2 separate regions of the Homo sapiens genome follow, and region 1 is linked to region 2. Evidence: read pairs that join two places in POLR2A ChIA-PET (ENCODE). Cell type or tissue: A673. All regions are shown on one strand. Each heading gives the region's core, and the rest is flanking DNA. Links, peaks and the distances in the headings are about the cores only. Region 1 overlaps GLIPR2 (GLI pathogenesis related 2). Region 2 overlaps RECK (reversion inducing cysteine rich protein with kazal motifs).

What was found. Peaks named below come from ENCODE experiments on the same cell type or tissue, not always from the same donor. Only the 100,000 strongest peaks of a DNase experiment are listed, where the experiment ranks them.
Region 1: POLR2A ChIA-PET joins it to region 2 with 10 read pairs; 7 of 35 experiments call an interaction of 5 or more read pairs at or near these places.

What each region holds. Positions count from the first base shown.
Region 1 is chr9:36,148,364-36,161,280 of GRCh38, forward strand. GLIPR2 (GLI pathogenesis related 2) reads left to right here. Exons shown (of 5, transcript NM_022343.4): 3 at 184-287; 4 at 2,509-2,586. Among named protein-coding and RNA genes, the nearest start is that of CCIN, 15 kb to the right of the region's middle. RefSeq lists enhancers at 143-192, 533-612. In A673, for the core only: no CTCF peak of the experiment used is centred there; a DNase peak (open chromatin) is centred at 6,388; H3K27ac peaks cover 347 bases.
Region 2 is chr9:36,071,493-36,079,492 of GRCh38, forward strand. The region is part of intron 6 of RECK (reversion inducing cysteine rich protein with kazal motifs); the gene reads left to right. Among named protein-coding and RNA genes, the nearest start is that of RECK, 39 kb to the left of the region's middle. In A673, for the core only: no CTCF peak of the experiment used is centred there; DNase peaks (open chromatin) are centred at 3,579 and 3,849.

The DNA.
Region 1 (12,917 bases), core at 1,944-9,943, 79 kb after region 2:
CCCTGAGCCTCGACTTGTTCCTCTGTGGAATGGGACTGCTGGGAGGCTCAGAAATCATGCAAGAGTGGTGCTCCTCTGTGAGCCCGGGGCAGGGAAGGAAGCTCAGCCACACTAGCTTGGGGCACATACTTTGGGGGTTCCCTGAACTGCACCTGCTCTGAGGAGGCGCTGTGAACTCTGCAGGTATTCTGAGGCCCTGGCCAGCACGAGGATCCTCAAGCACAGCCCGGAGTCCAGCCGTGGCCAGTGTGGGGAGAACCTTGCATGGGCATCCTATGATCAGACAGGTGGGTCGCATTTTCAGCTCCTCTCCTCTCTGCGGGAGCTGGAAGAAGGACAAGTCCTCCTGAAATGCCTCCTGGCCCCAGCACCCTCGTGGTGTAGCCACAGGCCCAGGAAAGGAAAGAAAAACCAGAGCTCTCTGAATCTGCTCCCAGGCTGACTTCAGTTCACCACAAGGTCTCTGATGGCTGGCTCAGTGCCAGGCCTGTGCTGGGTGCCAGGGACACAGAGATGAGTCAGACTGACCAGGCCCCCACTTTCGGAGAAGCTCCCAGGCCGAGGAGTGGGGGTTGGGGAGACAGACCGCTTTTGTACAGAATCTCAGCCTGATTCTGTGTCCACCAGAGCATCCCCAGCTACTGAGAAATGTTATTTTCTTCCCGAGAAATTTTACTTTCTTACCGTACTGGTGATACACTACCAGTAGTGCTGGTGTATTACTTTTATAATAGGAGAAAAGCAATAGAGCTTTTTCCATTTTGGAAAAAAAAATAATAATGGAAAAGACAATGTCTCCATGCAAGGTCTCGATCTGGAATGATCCCACCATGCTGCCCAGACATTCTTGAGCTTCCTGGCCCTCTGGCCCTGACAGCCCTGATGTGGCTTTTTAGGAAGAATATTGGAGAGCTGTCTGGATCTCTGAAGCTTTCTCCAAACACCAGTGGGAGAATGACTCACTCCCTCCCCAGCCTCACATTCCTGGGAGATCCCCCAAGTCCTCTTGGTTTCCCCAGCACAGCCTAAGCCAGGGCTCCTGTGCAACGTGGTCCTTGGCACCCCCACTGGGAGGCATGTGTGAACTCCTGGGGAACCCCCTACCCACCCCTCCCTCCAAGGCCTTGCCCTCACCCTGCAGGCTCCTTCCCAAGTCCAGGCTGTGGCCCTCGATGGGCCCCGGGAGAAGGGCATAGGTTCAGGAGACATGGTCCATTCCAGCCTCGCACAGCCTCCCTCGGGAGCCTTGAGCAGGTCCCTCCCTCCTCTGCCCCCAGTTTCCCATCTCTACAGAGAGGGGGTTGGGTAGGTGGTCTCTGAGACAGTGCTTCCCTACTCTGGTCGCACATTGGAATCTTTTGTGGAGCTTTAAAAAAATACCAGGCTGGGCACAGTAGCTCACGCCTGCAATCCCAGCACTTTGGGAGGCCGAGGTGGGTGGATCACCTGAGGTCAGGAGTTTGAGACCAGAATGACCAACATGGAGAAACCCCATCTGTACTAAAAATAGAAAAATTAGCCAGGCGTGGTGGCACATGCCTGTGATCCCAGCTACTCGGGAGGCTGAGGCAGGAGAATCGCTTGAACCTGGGAGGTGGAGGTTGCCGTGAGCTGAGATCGCGCCATTGCACTGCAGCTTGGGCAACAAGAGCGAAACTCCGTCTCAGAAAACAAAACAAACCAAACAAACAAACAAAAAATGCCTGAGTCTCTCCTCCAGAGACAGACACAGTTGGTCTGAGGAAGGACCCAGGCATTAGTATTTGTTAAATGCTCTCCAGGTGAGGCTGATGTGTGGAACATGGATCAGCAGTAGCATCTGGAAGCAGAAATGCAGAATCCTAGGTCCCTCTGTAGACCTACTGAATCAGAATCTGCCCATTAACAAGATTCTTGCACACATTTGAGACTGACTGCTCTGAGGTCCCCGCTCCTGGCTCTGGCCCGGAGAGCAGCAGCTCCCAGGGAAACGCCTGCCCATATCAACACGTGTGGGGACAGTGGATGCCCCAGGTGAGGTCCCTCCTGCCCACAGTGGAGATCCGTGGCTTACCAGCCTGATTGTCTTTCCAAATATGGATGTTTCAAGAGCTGCAAATGGGGTGAGATGACAGTATAGTCTCCTAGAAACTCGGAGCATCATCAGAAGGCCCTTGCAGTACATTGCATTCAACCTTTTCATTGTACAGAGGCCCAGAGAGGGAAGGCTTTGCCCAGGATTACACAGCAAGTCAGTGTGTATGGGTTGTGGGGGATAGGTGCAGATTCCCTGACCCCAGGCCAGTGCTCTTCCCAGCCCCCCAGAAGGCCCACTCTTCAGCCTGGCCATGCTCATGGGCAGGAGTCCCTGAGTCTGCAAAGCAGCGTCCAGGATGTGTCAGCTGACTGGGGCTTTCTCAGATGTCTAATTGCCGCATTGGTGGCTTGGGGCTGATGGGAGAAAATGCAGGGAATAGGGAGTGGGTGGATTTTGTGGCTGAGTTTTAGAACAATGTCATTTCCACACAGGAAAGGAGGTGGCTGATAGATGGTACAGTGAAATCAAGAACTATAACTTCCAGCAGCCTGGCTTCACCTCGGGGACTGGTGAGTGGCAGGGTCTCACCAGTGGCCTGGCCCTGGGCAGCAATGCAGGTTGGGTGTCTGACTTCAGGGAGGAACCAGCCCTCTAAAAAAATCAATCCTTTCCTTCCTGTTTAATCTCTTCCATATTTCTCTGGCTTGACCTTGACCACAGACCAAAGCTCTCCTTTCCGCATTACATCCCCAGCTTCCCCATGCTACATGCTCTGCTCCCTCTGAGGGCCACCAGCTGGTGAATCCTGCCCCACCAGCTCAGAGCTCTTCCCATTCATGGAGTGTGTCATAGGAGACTGGATTTCCAAAGCTGCATGGAGCTTCATTCCTGAACTGGTCACCCTGTGTCTAGTCTTGTTTTCTGCAATCCATCCTGCTCTCCAGCAGCCTCAATACTTCTAAAATTGTCCCTGCCCCTGGTGCTCTCCTGATCCAACTGCCATGGCTCCCTGGGGCCATCAGGAGAAGGCTCAAGCTGCTGGCACTCCTCCTTCCACACCCCACACCCTTCCCCACCCTTGCGGCCTCCCTGGCTTTCTCCCTTCCCCTTTCTGCACTAGTTTGCAGTTCAGGAGCTTGGGGTGCAGAGAACCTGGATCTAGTCTTAGCTCTGGCACCCTTTGCTGTGTGGACTTGAGTCAATTCCTGTCCCCTCTTCCCAGGGGAGAGGGAGAAGGTGGCTTCTAAGGGATATCCTGAGAGCCGGTGACTCAAGTGCAGGGAGGAACCTTCTGTGGGTCCATGTTCCCTTCTCAAAGGCTTCCCTTGACGAAAGCTCCGGGTGGCCACCCTGTGCCCCGGGGTCCCTCTGGGCAGCCGCCCTGTGCCCTGGGCTCCCCCTGCCTTTTGCTGGGCTCACCAGGCTCCTTGTCTTTCCTCAAAACCGACTCAGGCGTCTGGGGCCCAGGATGGTGTTAGAAGTGGGTGGGAGTTTCTCTGACCAGAAGGTGCCAGGAAAACAGAAAAAGGGACTCTCTGCCCACCTCGTTCCTCCTACCCCACCTGTTCCACCCACAAGTAGAGCCTTGCGGCCTTCCACCCTCTAGAGGGGTGCTCCAGAAGCAGGAAGTGACACGTTCTCAGCGCCAGTCACCGTTTCCTGTGGTTTGCTGCCCGCCCTTCTGGGTGGGGGTTTCTGCAACCATGTTGCATTGCATTGTTCCTGGGACTCTGGGGCAGAGGCAGAAGCATCTGCTGAGGCATTCCTCCTCTCCATTAACCCCTGCAGGACTCCAGGCTGGGCTGGCAGGGCTTTGAGTGTGAATAGGTGATTCTGGGGCAAGGATACCTAAGGGTGTGGGGAGGGAGCAGTAACAAGCTCCTGCTATTGATTAAGGATGTGTAGGCAGGACCTTGTCTTCTTTTAATAGAGATGGTGTCCAGAAGACTTCTTATTTCATAGCTTCTGGATTTGCTTTTCCCATGAGCAAGATTCTTCAGCAATCGGACATGTGTCCGAGCAAGTTATTAACTAGCACTCTGCGTGTGTGTGTGCGCACCACGTGGTAATTAGAAAGTGCCTCCATGGGCTGGGTGCGGTGGCTCACACCTGTAATCCTAGCACTTTGGGAGGCCGAGGTGGGTGGATCACCTGAGGTCAGGAGTTCAAGATTAGCCCGGCCAACATGGTGAAACCCCGTCTCTACTAAAAATACAAAAATTAGCTGGGCATGATGGTGCATGCCTGTAATCCCAGCTACTCGGGAGGCTGAGGCAGGAGAATCACTTGAACCCGGGAGGTGGAGGTTGCAGTGAGCCGAGATCATGCCTTTGCACTCCAGCCTGGGCAATAAGAGCAAAACTCTGTCTCAAAAAAAAAAAAAAAAAAAAAAAAAGGTGCCTCCACTGCCACGTAAGCATCAGGATACCATTTGAAAGTAGGGTTTGGCCAGGCGCAGTAGCTCATGCCTGTCATCCCAAAACTTTGGGAGGCCAAGGCAGGCGAATCACTTGAGGTCAAGAGCAAGACAGGCCTGGCCAACATGGTGAAATCCTGTCTCTACTGAAAGTGCAAAAAAAAAAAAAAAAAAAAAAAAAAAAAGCCAGGTGTGGTGACAGGTGTCTGTAATCCCAGCTACTCAGGAGGCTGAAGCAGGAGAATCACTTGAATCTGGGAGGCAGAGGTTGCCGTGAGCGGAGATCGCCCACTCCAGCCTGGGCAACAAGGGCGAGACTCTGTCTCAAAAAAAAAAAAAAAAAAAAGAAAGTAGGGCTTTATTCTACCCATTTTGAAGAGGAAGAAACTGAGGCCTAGAAAAGGGAAGCAGCCTTTCTCATGCCTTCCGTCCCTGATCTGATGCTTTTTCCAGCACTCCCACTCCAAAACAGGAATCTCACAAGAGTCAGAGCCCAACTTTCCATGATCACTGACTACTCGTTTCACTCATTGCCCTACTGTCCCCACCCCTAAAGAGGAAAATCCCAGAGCGGCCAGCCCTTGTGCTATTCCAGATACCAACAGGCAGTGCCTGGGGGCAGCCAGAGCCTGATCCTAAGACAGGAGTGAGATTTTGGGTGGTGTCATAATGGGGGCTTGCAGGACCCTTAAAGATCTTCATGCCCATCCTGCCTCAGCCTCCCCCAGACCCTGTCTGCAACTCCTCCTTGCTGCATCTCTGTTCATGGATTCCCTGACCTGAGTCCTTGTTGTAGGTGAAAGAGCCTTTGAAATACCCTTTGGCCAGGTGCGGTGGCTCACACCTGTAATCCCTGTACTTTGTGAAGCCGAGGCAGGCAGATCACTTGAGGTCAGGAGTTCAAGATCAGCCTGGCCAACATGGTGAAACCCCGTCTCTACTAAAAATACAAAAATTAGCCGGGTGTGGTGATGCGTGCCTGTAATCTCAGCTGCTCGGGATGCTAAGACACAAGAACTGCTTGAACCCTGGAGGCGGAGGTTGTGGTGAGCCAAGATCTCGCCACTGCACTCCAGCCTGGGTGACAGAGGAGTGAGACTGTCTCCAAAAAAAACAAAAACAAAAACAAAATAGGAAGAAATACCCTGTAATCCATCCCCACCCCCAGCCCCACCCAGGCCAGGCCAGCATCTTGTGATGAAGGATGCTGGTCAGTCACCGCTGTGTGCTGAGTGAAGAGAAACAATGTCTTATCATATTATATATTATATATTATATATTATATATTATATATATATATCTTTTCCCCCCCCCTTTGAGACCGAGTCTCACTCCGTTGCCCCGGCTGAGTGCAGTGGCACAATCTCGGCTCACTGCAACCTCCACCTTCCAGGTTCACGCGATTCTCCCACCTTAGCCTCCTGATGAATAATATTTTTATATGATATGAACACTGAGAGCTATCGAAGGTGAAAAGTTTTCTTTCCAGCCCTGACCCCTAGCACTTTCCTGCCCAAGAGACAACGAGAGATACCAATTTCCTGTGAATCATTCCGGAGGTGTCCTGTGCTTACACCAGCATGTGTGTATAAATGTTCTCTTTTCCCTTTTCCGCACGCTGGTGTCAGAGCGTATGACCTGTTTTATGCTTGTCAGAGATTGTGCCACAGCATACAAATAGTGCTCGCTCATTCTTTCTTACCTCTGCACATTATTCCCTTGCGAGGATATACTGTGACATATTTGGTGTGTTTTTCAAAGATATATTCTAGGGAGTTTGATTCACAGCAGGAAAGAGGATGTCATCCCTTTAGGAAAAAGAAAAAGGAACCTTCGTTAGTGGACTAGAGTTAGAAACCAGTGTGTATTTGATGGTTGCTAAGGAAGTTGTGTCATTTAATTCATCTCTGAATACCCATAGCTTAATTCCCTCTGTGCAGACAGAAACCTCCCCCGCGAGAAGAAAGATTGCTCAGCCTCATCAGCTTGGAAAAGGCTGCCACAGGCACTCGTGCTGCTCATGTGCACTTTGTGTCTAATTATTTTCTTGGCAACCAGTGGATAAATGGCAGCTTCTTCCTTTTCTGGGAGACAGAGAGTGGGAGGGTCGATGGCCCAAGCATGTGGTCTCCTGTGAGAGCAGGCTAGTGTGAGAAAGGACTTGAGCCTTTGGAAACGGCCTGTAGAAGTAGGGACACCAGGCTGCCGAGAGCCTGGAGCTGTGACCCAAACGTATTAAGAACCAAGGGCAAATAGGCAAACAGTCTTTATCCTCTATTCTGGGTGGAAACCAGAGTTTATTAAACAGCAGTTAATACAAGTTTAAAGTTAGTGGCAAATATGCATAATTGTACTTAGGGTTTGTTTTCTTTTCATTCTTGCTTCAATTGTATCATGTCAACTATATGGATTCGTTTTTATATTTGATTATTTTCATAAACAATTTAGTAACTTTCAGTCCTCTGTCAATGTAGACAAAGAAATAAATTATAGCTAAGTTTTAAAATGTTTTAAATGGCTGGGCGTGGTGGCTCATGCCTGTAATCCCAGCACTTTGGGAGGCCAAGGCGGGTGGATCACTTGAGGTCAGGAGTTCGAGACCACCCTGGCCAATATGGTGAATCCTGTCTTTACCAAAAATACAAAAATTAGCCGGATGTGGTGGCGTGCATCTGTAATCCCAGCTACTCAGGAGGCTGAGGCAGGAGAATCACTTGAACCCAGGAGGCGGAGGTTGCAGTGACATGAGATCGTGCCACTGCACTCCAGGCTGGGCAACAGAGTGAGACTGTCTCAAAAAAAAAAAGTTTTAAATGGAGTTTAACTACAGGAGAAAAAATAGAATTTAATCTACAAACATTTATTTCAGTCCTTACCATACACAGGATGCAATGGGAAGGACCGACTTTGTCTCTTCCCTAAAGAACTAGAAGAGTGTGTACACCAGTCTCTTCCTCTCTCTCCTACTTTCTTTTTTTAATTTTTTAGTAAAATAGGCTGGGTGTGGTGGCTTATTCCTGTAACTCCAGTACTTTGGGAGGCCAAGGCAAGAGGATCCCTTCATCCAGGAGCTCCAGACCAGCCTGGACAACATGGCAAGACCCCATCTCTACAAAAACAATTAAAAACTAGGCTGGGCACGGCAGCTCACACCTGTAATCCCAGCACTTTGGGAGGCTGAGGTGGGCGGATCACCTGAGGTTGGGAGTTCGAGACCAGCCTGGCCAACATGGTGAAACCTTATCTCTACTAAAAATACAAAAATTAGCCAGGCATGGTGGCGCACGCCTGTAATCCCAGCTACTTGGGAGGCTGAGGCACAACAATCGCTTGAATCTGGGAGGCGAAGGTTTCAGTAAGCCAAGATTGCACCACTGCACTCCAGCCTGGGTGACAGAGCAAGACTCCATCTCAAAAAATTAAAAAATTAAAAAATTAAAAAACTAGCTGGGTGTAGTGGCACGTGCCTGTGGTCCTGGTTACAGGAGGCTGACGTGGGAGGATTGCTTGAGTCAAGGAGTTGGAGGTTGCAGTGAACCATGATTGCACCACGGCACTCCAGCCTGGACAACAGAGTGAAGCCATGTCTAAAAAAAAAAAAAAAAAAAAAAAAAAAGAAATTGTAGTAAAGCACATATAACTGAAAATTTACCATTTTAACCATTTTAGGTATACAGTTCAGTGGGATTAAACACATTTACACTGTTATGCAATCATCGCCACCATCCATCTCTAGAATTCTTTTCATCTTCACAGATTAAAACTCAGTACCCCTTAGACCAGGGGACCCCAACTCCTGGGCAGTGGACCTGTATGGGCCCATGGCCTGTTAAGAACTGGGCCGCACAGCAGGAGGTGAGCCTGGGTGAGTAAGATTACTGCCTGAGCTCCGCCTCCTGTCAGATCAGCAGTGGCGTTAGATTCTCATAGGAGCATGAACCCTATTATGAATTCCTCACGCAAGGGATCTAGGTTGCATGCTCCTTATGAAAATCTAATGCCTGATGATCTGAGGTGGAACAGTTTCATCCTGAAACCATCTCCACCCCACCCCAACCATTGTTCTACTTTTGGTTTTAACTATTCTAGCTACCTCATATAAATGGAATCATACAATATTTGCCCATTTGTGTCTGGCTTATTTCACTTAGCATCATGTTTTCAAGGTTTACCCTTATTAGAGCACGTGTCAGAATTCCTTTTTATTTTAATTTATTTTATTTTATTATATTTTATTTGAGACGGAGTCTCACACTGTTGCCCGGGCTGGAGTGCAATGGCGTGATCTTGGCTCACTGTAACCTCTGCCTCCCGAGTTCAAGCGATTCTCCTGCCTCAGCCTCCTGAGTAGCTGGGATTATAGGCACCCGCCATCATGCCCAGCTAATTTTTTTTTTTTTTTTTTGTATTTTTAGTAGAGATGGGGTTTCACTATGTTGGCCAGGCTGGTCTCGAACTCCTGACCTCTTGATCTGCCCACCTTGGCCTCTCAAAGTGCTGAGAATACAGGCATGATCCACCACACCCAGTCTCTTTTTTATTTTTATTTTTTTATTTTTTATTTTTTTGAGATGGAGTCTCATTCTGTCGCCCAGGCTGGAGTGCAGTGGTGTAGTCTTGGCTCACTGCAACCTCTGCCTCCCAGGTTCAAGCGACTCTCCTGCCTCAGCCTCCCAAGTAGCTGGGGTTACAGGCACCCACCACCATGACCAGCTAATTTTTATATTTTTAGTAGAGACGGGGTTTCACCACATTGGCCCGGCTAGTCTCAAACTCCTGACCCCAGGTGATCCACCCGCCTTAGCTTCCCAAAGTGCTAGGATTACAGGCATGAGCCACTACGCCCGGCCTCAGAATTTCTTTTTAAAGCTGAATAATATCTGTTAAACACACACACACACACACACACACACACACATATATATATACACATATATACATATATATCTCCCACATTTTGCTTATCCTTTCACTTGTTGATGGACACTTGGGCTGTGTGTCTTTGTGGGTTTTTTTTTTGTTTTTTGTTTTTTCGAGATGGAGTCTCACTCTGTTACCCAGGCTGGAGTGCAATGGCACAGTCTCGGCTCATTGCAACCTCTGCCTCCCAGGTTCAAGCAATTCTCTTTCCTCAGCCTCCCCAGTAGCTAGGATTACAGGCGTGTGCCACCACACCTGGCTAATTTTTCTATTTTTAGTAGAGACGGGGTTTCATCACATTGGCCAGGGTGGTCTTGAACTCCTGACCTCAAGTGATCCGCCCACCTCAACCTCCCAAAGTGCTGGGATTACAGGCGTGAGCCACTGCGCCCGACCGGGCTATGTGACTTTGGGCCAATCTTTCAACCTCTCTGCTAGGAGCATGGGCGTATAAATATCTGAATCCCTGCTTTCAGTACTTTTGGGTATATACCTAGAAGTGGAATTGCTGAGTCATTGCAATTCTGTTTAATTTTTTGAGGAACTGCCATACTGTCTTCCAGAGCAGCTGTGCCATTTTACATTCCCATCAGCAGTGCACAGAAGTTCCAATTTCTCCACTTCCTTGCCAAAACTTGTTATGTTCTATTATTTTTGTTTCTGTTTTTCATAGTAACCATCCTGCTGAGTGTGAAGTGGTTGCCCTTTTTTCTTTCTTAACCACCCTATGGGAATCTTAGATACTCTGATCATGACTTTCCTCCTCCCTCCCTCCGTTTCTTCCTTTCCTCATCAAATGTTTATTGAGCATCTACTATGTGCCAGGCCCAGTGCTAAACACTAGGTATATGGTGATCAATAAAACAGATGTGGCACGTGCCCTCACATAGCTTGCCCAATCATAAGCCAGATATTTAGGAGGGAACAATCTCTTCAGTGTTGCTTTAGCAAATGAATGCCATCCTGTGACACAGAAAATAAATGTCTCATTGATCTCTGTAAATGCTAAACCATAAAGATGGAAGGGATGAACATCTGCCTCTACTCCCCAAGAAATAAGAATTTAGGCCAGGCATGGTGGCTCACGCCCGTAATCCCAACACTTTGGGAGGCTGAGGCAGGCAGATCACTTGAGGTCAGGAGTTTGAGACCAGCCTGGCCAACATGGTGAAACCCCATCTCTACTAAAGATACAAAAATTAGCTGGGCGTGATGGTGCTCACCTGTAGTCCCAGCTACTCAGGAGGCTGAGGCATGAGAATCACTTGAACACAGGAGGCAGAGGTTGCAGTGAGCTACGATCGCGCCACTGCACTCCAGCCTAGACAACAGAGAGAGACTCTGTCTCAAAAAAAAAAGAATTTATGATCGTTGAGCAAAGAATGCATTACAGCATCAACTCTTTGACTCCCAAATGGGAGGAGATTTGGAAGCTAAGCTATATTCGTAGCTTGAAAGGACAAGCGAGTGAAGGACAGGAAGCCTGAGAAATGGGAGACTGATGCTAAGAGGCCTCAGCAAGACCTAGTGGTGTCTGGAGGGTGGAGCAGTAGCTTGAAAAGGAACTGAGATGTTTGGCTCAGAGCAGAAGGATTTGAACGAGGCTGTAATGTGTCGAAGTCTCAAAAAGCTCAAAACATAGAATGCTGCACTTCTAGTGAAGGCAGAACTGGAGTCCAAGATGGATCTTCTATATTACTTTTATTCATCAGTTCCACTCATTCTTTCAAACATTTATTTTACACTTTTCATGTGCCAGGCTATGCCAAGGTACTGGGTGCATTTTGGTGATTAAAACAAACTTGGCCTCTGCCCATATGGACACATAGCCTGGTGAAGGAGCCAAACAGTAACCAAGTAATCAAGCAAATGCATCACACAAATGGGAAGAATGGTACATAGGGGAAAAAATGGTGTGGTAAGAATATCTTGGGAGGGAGATGGTCGGTAAATAAAAGGGTGTTTACAGGCTGGGCATGGTGGCTCACACCTGTAATCCCAATACTTGGCTGGGCCAAGGCGAGTGAATCACCTGAGGTCAGGAGTTCAAGACCAGCCTGACCAGTATGGTGAAACCCATCTCTACTAAAAATACAACAATTAGCCGGGCATAGTGGCGTGCACCTGTAATCCCAGCTACTTGGAAGGCTGAGGCAGGAGAATTGCTTGAACATGGGAGGTGGAGGCTGCAGTGAGCCGAGATCACGCTACTGTACTCCAGTCTGGGCAACGGTGAGACTCCGTCTCAAAAATAAATAAATAAATAAAAGGGTGTTTGCAAACGACTTCTTTGAACAAATGATATTTAGGCTAAGACCAAGGGACAAGAAGCTGTTGGTCATCAGAAGGGTGTCTTGGCCAGGCATGGTGGATCATACCTGTAATCTCAGCACTTTGGGAAACCGAGGCAATTCTCCTGCCTCAGCCTTCCCGATTAGCTGGGATTACAGGCATGCACCACCATGCCCGGCTAATTTTGTATTTTTAGTAGAGATGGGGTTTCTCCATGTTGGTCAGGCTGGTCTCCAACTCCCAACCTAAGATGATCCGCCCACCTCGGCCTCTCGAAGTGCTGGCATTGCAGGCGTGAGTCACGGCGCCCGGCCTTACAAATACTTTTTGAAAAATGATTCGGCAGTGGCGGCATGTGCCTGTGGTCCCAGCTACTCAGGAAGCTGAGGTGGGAGGGTCTCCTGAGCCCTGGAGGTGGAAGCTGAAGTAAGCTATGATCATGCCACTGAACTCCATCCAGCCTAGGTGACAGAGATCCTGTCAGAAAGAAGGGAAGAGAAGAGAAAAAGAGAAGAGGAAGGGAAGGAGGGAGAGAAGAAAAAAGAGAAGAAGAAAGAAGGAAAACAGAAGAAAAAAAATGTGCAAGGGTTCTGAGGTGGGACATACTCTGGTGTGTTCAAGGAATGGAGAGGAGGCCACTGCACCAAAGGATTCACTTTCATTCTAAGTGCATTGGGGAGCGAGTGAAGGATTGTTAAGCAGGGAAGTAAATAGATATGATTTATATCTCAGAATGGTCACTCTGAATACTAAGTAGAAAATGAGGCTCACGCCTGTAATCTCAGCAGTTTGGGAGGCCGAGGTGGGCAGAGCACCTGAGGTCAGGAGTTCAACACCAGCCTGGACAACATGGTGAAACCTTGTCTCTACTAAAAATACAAAAAAATAGCTGGGCATGGTGGCACACACCTGTAGTCCCAGCTACTTGGGAGGCTGAGGTGGGAGGATCACTTAAACCAAGGAGGTGGAGGTTGCAGTGAGCTGAGATCATGACACTGCACTCCAGCCTGGGTGACAGGGTGAGACTCGTCTCAAAAAAAAAAGAAAAGAAAAAGAAAATGATTTTGAGGGGCCAAGGTGGATGCCATAGAACCAGTCAGGAGGCTATTGCAATGGTCCATGTGAGAAAAGTTTGCAATTGGGACCAAGGGTTTGGGAGTGGGTGGACCTGAGATGCATTTTAGAGTTGGATTCTTCAAGACTGAATACTAGGTTGTTGTGGGGAAAAGGAAGAAGAGGAGGGATGCAGACTCCCCCTGGCAGTGTGCACAT
Region 2 (8,000 bases), core at 1-8,000:
TGAAGTACAATGCTACAAATTTGCCATCATACGTTTTATATTTTTTTACTTGTTTCTTCCTTCTTTCACAGATTCTTCTCTAAGCTTTTCTTTATATTTTCAGAAATGTCATTTTCATGTCTCTCCTTTCTTTGCTAGCTTTCTTCAATACACTTTTTTGATGTTATATCATTAAGGAAGGTGAGAAACTATGAAGGAAAGTTAGTAGGGGGTATTTTTGTGAGGACTAACTTTTTTTTAGTCTTAAGGCAGTTAAGTTTTAAACTAAACAGTTGCCAATACAACTAAAATATTGTTCTGCCATGGGGCTCTGGTTCTGTGAGAATGCTAAAATTAAGACTGTTGAGGATTCTGTCTTCTGTTAGTCCCACCTATCAGTACACAGCTAAATGTATAGAATGGTGCAGGTATGTGTTAAATTTTAATTTTGGGATTTTCACATTGTTCAAAATTCAAAATGGTATACAATGAATTATGTTTCCCACAGCCATCCAGTTCCTAAAGTTACTAGAGATATTTGAGATATTTTCTGCATATAAAAGTAAATATATATATGTATAGTCCTCCTCTACCCTCCTTTACCACAAATGGTAGTTTACTATACCCTTTGTTCTGCCCCTGGATGCCAGTGTTTGGTGTATATTTATGTATGTCTACCCAGACTGTATACTGTTTCCTCAGGAAATGTCACAATAAAATGTTCTGCTTAAAGATTTCTGTGTATCTATTAATTTTATTTTGTTTCTTTTTCTTTCAAATTAACTTTGGTTCTAGATTTACTACCAGAAGCATAAAGGAAAAGGGATGAAAAATTAGCCCAATTTAGAGATAAGAGGAGCAGGGATATCAGGACCAACAGGATTCTCTGGACAGCTAGAAGCCTCCTAAGCTTCAGTGTGATTGGATCTGTACTGCAGTGGTTCTAAGAATAGAGGAGACCATCTAGTTGTGGCAGATCACAGCCTAGGCTATGGACAGTTTTGTTCCTTGCCCAGTCAGCTTTTAGGGATTTTAACAAAAGGAATCGTGTGATACTTTGCCCCAGCAAAGCCCTCAGGACCTAAAAGTAAAGCATCTTTTAGTTTATGCTGAGGCAACTTCAAGAATTGCCAGGATATAGTAAATAGAAGACTATGAATGAGAGGCTTTATAAATGGTAAAATGCTGTACCGGTATACTGTATCACAGTAGATTTGAGCCGTTACCTGCAGCTGATGAGCTCCAAAAAGAGCGAAACCTATTAGGTCCTGCAGTACTGGCTTAAGATAGTATTAAACTTTGTATGTTGTTTTGGTTTGTCGTATTTGTTTTGTAGTTGGGGGAAGGGAGTAACTCCTATTTAGTCTCCTTGCTGCTAGTGTATTTCCTTTTCCAGTTCATTCTTCTCAGAAGTCACCTGAACGAGATGATTCCAAAAGGGAATTTGATCAAATCAGATTAGATTGCGACCTGGTCTCATCTTAAGTGGCCAAGGTTTTCCCCTTAAGCAATCTCATCTCCCATAGATTTAATTGTTCTTATATGCTGACAACTTCAGAATCTTCATTGCTAACCTTTTTTTTTTTGAGCTCCTGAACACTATTGGATACATGTACTTTTGATGTTCCCTTGGAACAACAAACAATCAAACCAAAATTGATTGATTTTAAATCAACCAAATTGATTATTACTTTCTCTACCTTTTCTGCCTCCCCTTCCCTCCCTTCCACCCCTAAACAGCAACACACAGACACACACAGACACACACAGACACACACACACACACACACACACACACACACACACATCCATCCCAAAACAAAACTTATGATTTTTCTTGCATTTCTTGTTTGGTTGTACCAATATGATCCTTCCAGGCACATCAACTTAAATGCCTGAGAGGTATTGTCTACTCTTTCCTCTTTCTCATCACCTCCTGCAAATTACTGTCTCTCAAGCCTAAAGAGTTGCCTTCTAAATGTACCTTAAATCAGTCTCCCTTTCAGATCCTCAGGTATTGCCTTAGCTTAGGTCTTTCTGCCACTTTTCTGGATACCTATAATAGCTGCCAAACTAGTTTTCCTGTGTCTAATTTCTCCTCTTATCTACTATATCCACTTCTAGATTAATCTCTTTAAAGACCAAATTTGATCCATGTCACTACCTTCCTTAAACCCTTCAGTTGCTTCCCTGTAGAACACAGCTCATGCTCCTCAGCCCAGTATCCCAAGCTTTTCTCAGTCTAGCTCCTGGTTCTTCTCTCTGTTACATTTAAGCAGCATGCTACTTATAGTTTCCCAGATTGACCCTGTTGTTTTATTTGTTAGTTGTAGTTGTACAAATTGTTTGTTCCACCTGGAATTCCTTCTTCTGAATCTTGGAACAAAAAGTATAGTATATTGGAGCTGGCAATACCAGCTCCCTACCAGCTAGGGAGTACTGCTTGTTAAATATTCAGGGATTTTGCAAGCCAGCTTGTAACTTAAAATCAGCCATGGGTGGAGGTATTTGCAGCGTGAACATCAGCAAATACTGCAAATCCAGATTTTCTCCACAACCACCCCCCACAAAAAAAGCTGGTTCCAGAACATCATTACCTCTATTGAACTAGAGTAACCTTTGCCTTAAATCCTGGTTTAAATGGTACCACTTTAAAGCCTTTCCTGCCCATTCATCTTCTCTCCACACACATAAAATTGATCACTACTTCCAAGCCCTTTGCATGCTTTATTATAGCATTTGTCGCTCTATAGCATAACTATGTTTACATGTCTCTTTTTAAACTAATCCCTGAGTTCCTGGGACAGAGTTCATATAATTATCTTTGTCTCTGTCATTCATTCACTTAACATTCATTGAACTGATACACACTGAACCAATATATTTAATATGTATCAGGCATTGTTCTCAGGGTACAAAAATGAAAGGATTTAGTCTGCAAGAAGCTCATAGTCCATGGGAAGAGAGAAATCCAAATAGTCCATTACAATACAGTGAGACAAGTACATTGCTAGAATGTATTGGAGCCTGGAGGAAAAAACCCTGCCTAGGGAAATGGGGAAGTCTTTCACAGAGCAGGTAAGACTTAAAGGATGAGCAGAAAGCTGTTGCCTGTAACAAAGTGCTACAGTCAGTACTTTTATAGATAGAAAAATTTTATAGACTTTTTCCCACTCTGGAGAACAGAATTATTCAAGGTTCTTTGTAACACAGTATATCAGCTTTACGTGGAAACTCTGTGTAAATGTCTTACACTCTTGGAATGCATGGAGAAAGTGCTCATTTTCTACTGTACTGTGGAGAATGTTTTCATTCTGAGTACTATCTATTATCCCAATAATGTTGTATAGTAAACCATCCCAAAACTCCATAGCTTAAAACAGTAACAATTTATTATTTCTCACAAATCTAAGGGCTTACTAGGCAGTTCTGCTCTGGCCAGGCTTAGCTGATTCCAGCTGGGCACACTCATCTGTCTACAATCAGATGGCAGGTCAGCCTGGGGCTGCCTGCTTTAGGAAGCCCTTGGCTAAGTCAGCTCAGATCTTCTCCATGTTTTCCCCTCCCTTTAGCAGACTAGCTCAGGCATGTTCACGTGGTGGTGGCAGGAGTCCAAGAGAGAAAGTGGAAACATGCAAGTGTAGTTCGGGCAACTGCTTACTCCAAGCTTGCTAGTGTCCACTAGGCCAAAGCAAGGCAAGTCACATGGCTAAGGCCAGAGTTACTGTACAATAAATAGATATAAGGAAATGTGAAAAATTGGGGCCATTACTGTAGTCAGTTCACCACAAGCACATACTCTGTGCTAGGCTGTCTTCTAGACCTTGTGTTTCTCTGCAGATGTTACTTGCCAGTGAATTTGCTTCCAGCTGGTTGGGTGCCCTGTGGTGATAATGAGCAAATTTTTCTGAGCAGTCTAGACCTATAAAGCTCATTTCTGTTTTGAGTGTTCATTTTTATTTGCATATCTGTTGAAATGACACATTATTTGGAAGGCTGAAGAAATTTAATAATCACTTGTTTAGTGATATTTCCAAGTCATGACATTAAACTCCTTACATATTCTAGTCATCTATACTTTTTGACATTCATGGTATCCACAAGGAAAAAACACCTTGTAGAGGTTTAAAAACATTTATGTTTTTAAAGAACAGTTATATTTAACCTCTCCTACTTAGCATTTCATAAGCTGGATTTCTTCTATGAAATGTGAAACTTTAAACTGGAAGAAATTTCAACCCATCTGTGAAAAGGAAACAGATTTTTATTTATTGAGGCCTTAGAAACAAAGTAGCCCCTTTACTTTTAAGTAATAGCATAGTTAAGTAGAAAGTACTGGGCATATAAAACATTAACATAACAGTTAATAAAATGTGCTCTTTTGGGTCTTTGTCCAAAAGTAACTAAATCATCCAAAATTCAAACCTGTAATTTTTTTTTACAAGATTCATATGATCAGTGTTTTGTTGTCATCATCTTTATCATTGATGAAAATGAGAGAGAGCTGGAGTAGTCAGTAGTAAAAGGGCAGTGGACAGAGAAAGGATTGAAACAAGTGGACAAATGGAGGAATGAACCATTTTTTTCAAATCCAAAAGCCAAATCAAATTGGACAGCCAGATATACGTAGCAAGCAAAGGGCAGAGCCAGGGCTAGAACCCGGACTGCCCTACCAGTGCTCTTCCATGACACTGCGTTGTGAGAATAGTCTGGTCTCACTGTATTGCAATGGACTATTTGGATTTCTCTCTTCTGAATGCACCCAAAGCAAGGTTGAATGTTTGTTCATAGATTAATCTATTTAACCAGTTTCCTATTTTAAAAATCAATAGAAAAGGGTCACTGAAGTGGCAGAAAATAAATTGCAGAGCGAACTTCTGGGCTAGAGGTTGGACCAGCAGAGTCTACTTCCCAGGTGCACCCAAAGGGTCTTCCCCACCAAAAGGAAAACCAGTGTGGCATGAAGGATCACATAGGGTTCCCTCAACTTTGATTTACTCTGTTTTTGTGCCAGGTTTGCCCACAGTTCATATGCTCCCAACAGTGGATCAAAGGGCTTGTACTACCTGGAATTCCCTCTTCCTGAATCCATCCTAACACACCCCCACCTAGTAATATATTGGAGCTGACATCTACCAGCTTGGGAGTACTAATTGTCAAATATTCAGGAATTTAATCGCGAGAGTAGGGCAGGGAACTAGTTATTGAGAGCAGCTACCAGAGGAAAGATTTTAGGATCAAAAATAATTTTTTTAGGATCAAAATATTTTTAAGGAAAATAATATTAACCTCAAGAAAATGGTGACCTTTTTTGGTTACAATTTAAGGAGCTGATTTTAAAAATAGGGGACTGGTTAAATAGATTACTCTGTGAACAAACATTCAACCTTGCATTGGCTGCATTGAGAAAAACAACCCAGACTATTCTCAGTGCAGTGTCATGGAAGAGCACTGGCAGGGCAGTCTGGGTTCCAGCCCTGGCTCTGCCCTTTGCTTGCTTATACATATCTGGCTCTCCAACTAGATAGTGACAGCTTTTGGATTTGAAGTTCTCTTGAGACCCTGTCAACTCCAGTATGCTGACATGTTCTTTGCATCTTTGAGGTTATGGTAGATCCTCACCTCAGCACCCCTATAGTTTTGACCTATTCTTGACTAACATGAGTAGGGGAGGGAGAGGGAGCAGTTATATGGGGGCACATTGGGTGTGGTATTGGTAAGCAGGTCAAAAGAGGCTCCATAGGAGTGAATACGAACCCTCAGTTACCTCCAAAAGTCAGAAAGTTACCTTTCAAAAGTCAGATGGCAGACTTTTGAAAGACTTAAAAATTGACTAGCTAAGACTTCAAGACAGGCTGACGTAAGAAATGAAGAAACTATTAAGTTAATCCTATAACTCATTATGTGTATGTCCTAAGCCCTCTCAGACTAATCAGCAGTATTAAAGTGGTAAAAAGATAGAGTTACATATAGTAAATTTAGGAGTCATTCATCAAAGAGGGAGATATGATCAGTCTATTAAATCATGATAGGTGTAACAGAATTTATTCATCAAATGCTGGTATACTGGAATGAAGGAACATTCTTTTGAACCTTAAAATGGGTAAAGAGGCAAGATGGTATTAACACTAAAGTGTTAGTGGTTAATGGTAATTTTCACATGATGCTGCCATGTGAAAATAGAAAAGATTAGTTCAACAAATTCAGGTAAACTTAGGCACAAAAGGTCTATTAATGAACATCAAGAGAAATAAGAGATGCTTGAAGAACATCTCTGAACTCTGGATGTGACATCAAGGGAAGCAACTGTGCCGTTTTCCTTTTTCTTCAGGTATTGGGAGACTTTTTCTGTAAGGGGCCAGACAGCAAATATTTTAGGCTTGGAGATCATTCACTCTCTGTTTATTCAACTTTGCCATAGAAGTGTGCTTAGCGTGAGGTAGCCATATAAAATATCTAAATAAGCCGGCATGCACCCATAGTCGCAGGTACTTGGGAGGCAGCAGAGTGGAGGCCAACCTGGGCAACATAGCAAAACCCTGTGTCTTAAAAAAAATTTTTTAATTTAAAAAAGTAGGTAAATGAAAAAAATAATTAAAATTTTAAAAGTATGTAACTGAATGGGCATGTCTGTCTTCCAATAAAAACTTTATTTCCAAAAACAGGTGGCAGGCAAGATTTGGCTTGTGTGCCATAGTTTGCCAGCCCCTGTTGTGAGTAAAAGCTATTGTCCATAAGTATTTCCCCTTTCTAGGCCTTGGCCTCTGACTTCTATTAAATAAGGAAGTTGGACTAGATGATTTCTCACATTTCGCAGGTTTTATCTCCTTTAGTAGTACCTCTCCCTGAAGCTAAGTGATCCACAGGCTGAACCACAGTGACATTTATTTGTAAAGTCAGTTTTTTAAACATCCAGGTTGAACAAATGTATAAGTCTCTAGAGCAGAGTTTATCAGTCTTGGCACCACTGGCATTTTGGTCTGGATAATCTTTTGCGGGAGGGAGACTGTCCTGTGCAGTGTAGGATGCTTAGCAGTGTGCCTGGCCTCTACTCACCAGATGCCAGTAGCACTCCCCACCCCTCAGTTGTGATAACCAAAAATGTCTCCAGGCGCTGCCAAATGTACCATGGGAAGCAAAATCACCCCTAGTTGAAAACCACTTCTGTGGAAAGTTCAAAAATAACTAGAAAAATATCAAATACTAGAAAATCAGGCCATGCAACCCAAGATAGCCACCAAGTTATCAAACATATTTATTCAGGTACAAGGTCAAAAAAAGCCAAACCAAAGGGAACAAAGATCTTATTAGAAGGAAAAGAGCAATGAGAATTGCATTCATCCAGTCAAAGAGGGCTAGAAAGTTGGTAGCCGACTACCTTTATTTTATTTTATTTTATTATTTGTTTGTTTGTTTATTTGTTTATTTATTTATTTATTTTGAGACAGAGTTTCGCTCTTGTTTCCCAGGCTGGAGTGTAGTGGCATGATCTCGGCTCACTGCAACCTCCGCCTCCCAGGTTCAAGTGATTCTCTTGCCTCAGCCTCCTGAGTAGCTAGGATTACAGGCATGCACCACCACGCCCGGCTAATTTTGTATTTTCAGTAGAGACAGGGTTTCTCCATGTTTTTCAGGCTGGTCTCGAACTCCCGACCTCAGGTGATCCTCCCACCTCGGCCTCCCAAAGTGCTGGGATTACAGGTGTGAGCCACCTCGCCCAGCTGGTAGCTGACTACTTTTTAATATTGATTTAGATCATTTTAAAAGTGTTCCTGAGTCCAGTGAATCCATTTAAATAGAGAGTTATCTATAATGCATAACTGAAAAGTCACACTAAAAGAAGGAAACATGAATGAAGAGAGATATAAACAAGATCATTGTTAATGAACACTAAGAATATTTACTTTTTCACTCCTGTTATATTGCTTGATGGAGTCTCTAGCAGAAAGAATTCATACTGGGTGAATTGAGGAACCCTTATCTATGAGGCCCAGGGTTTTCTGTTTTATTTTGCTTTAAAT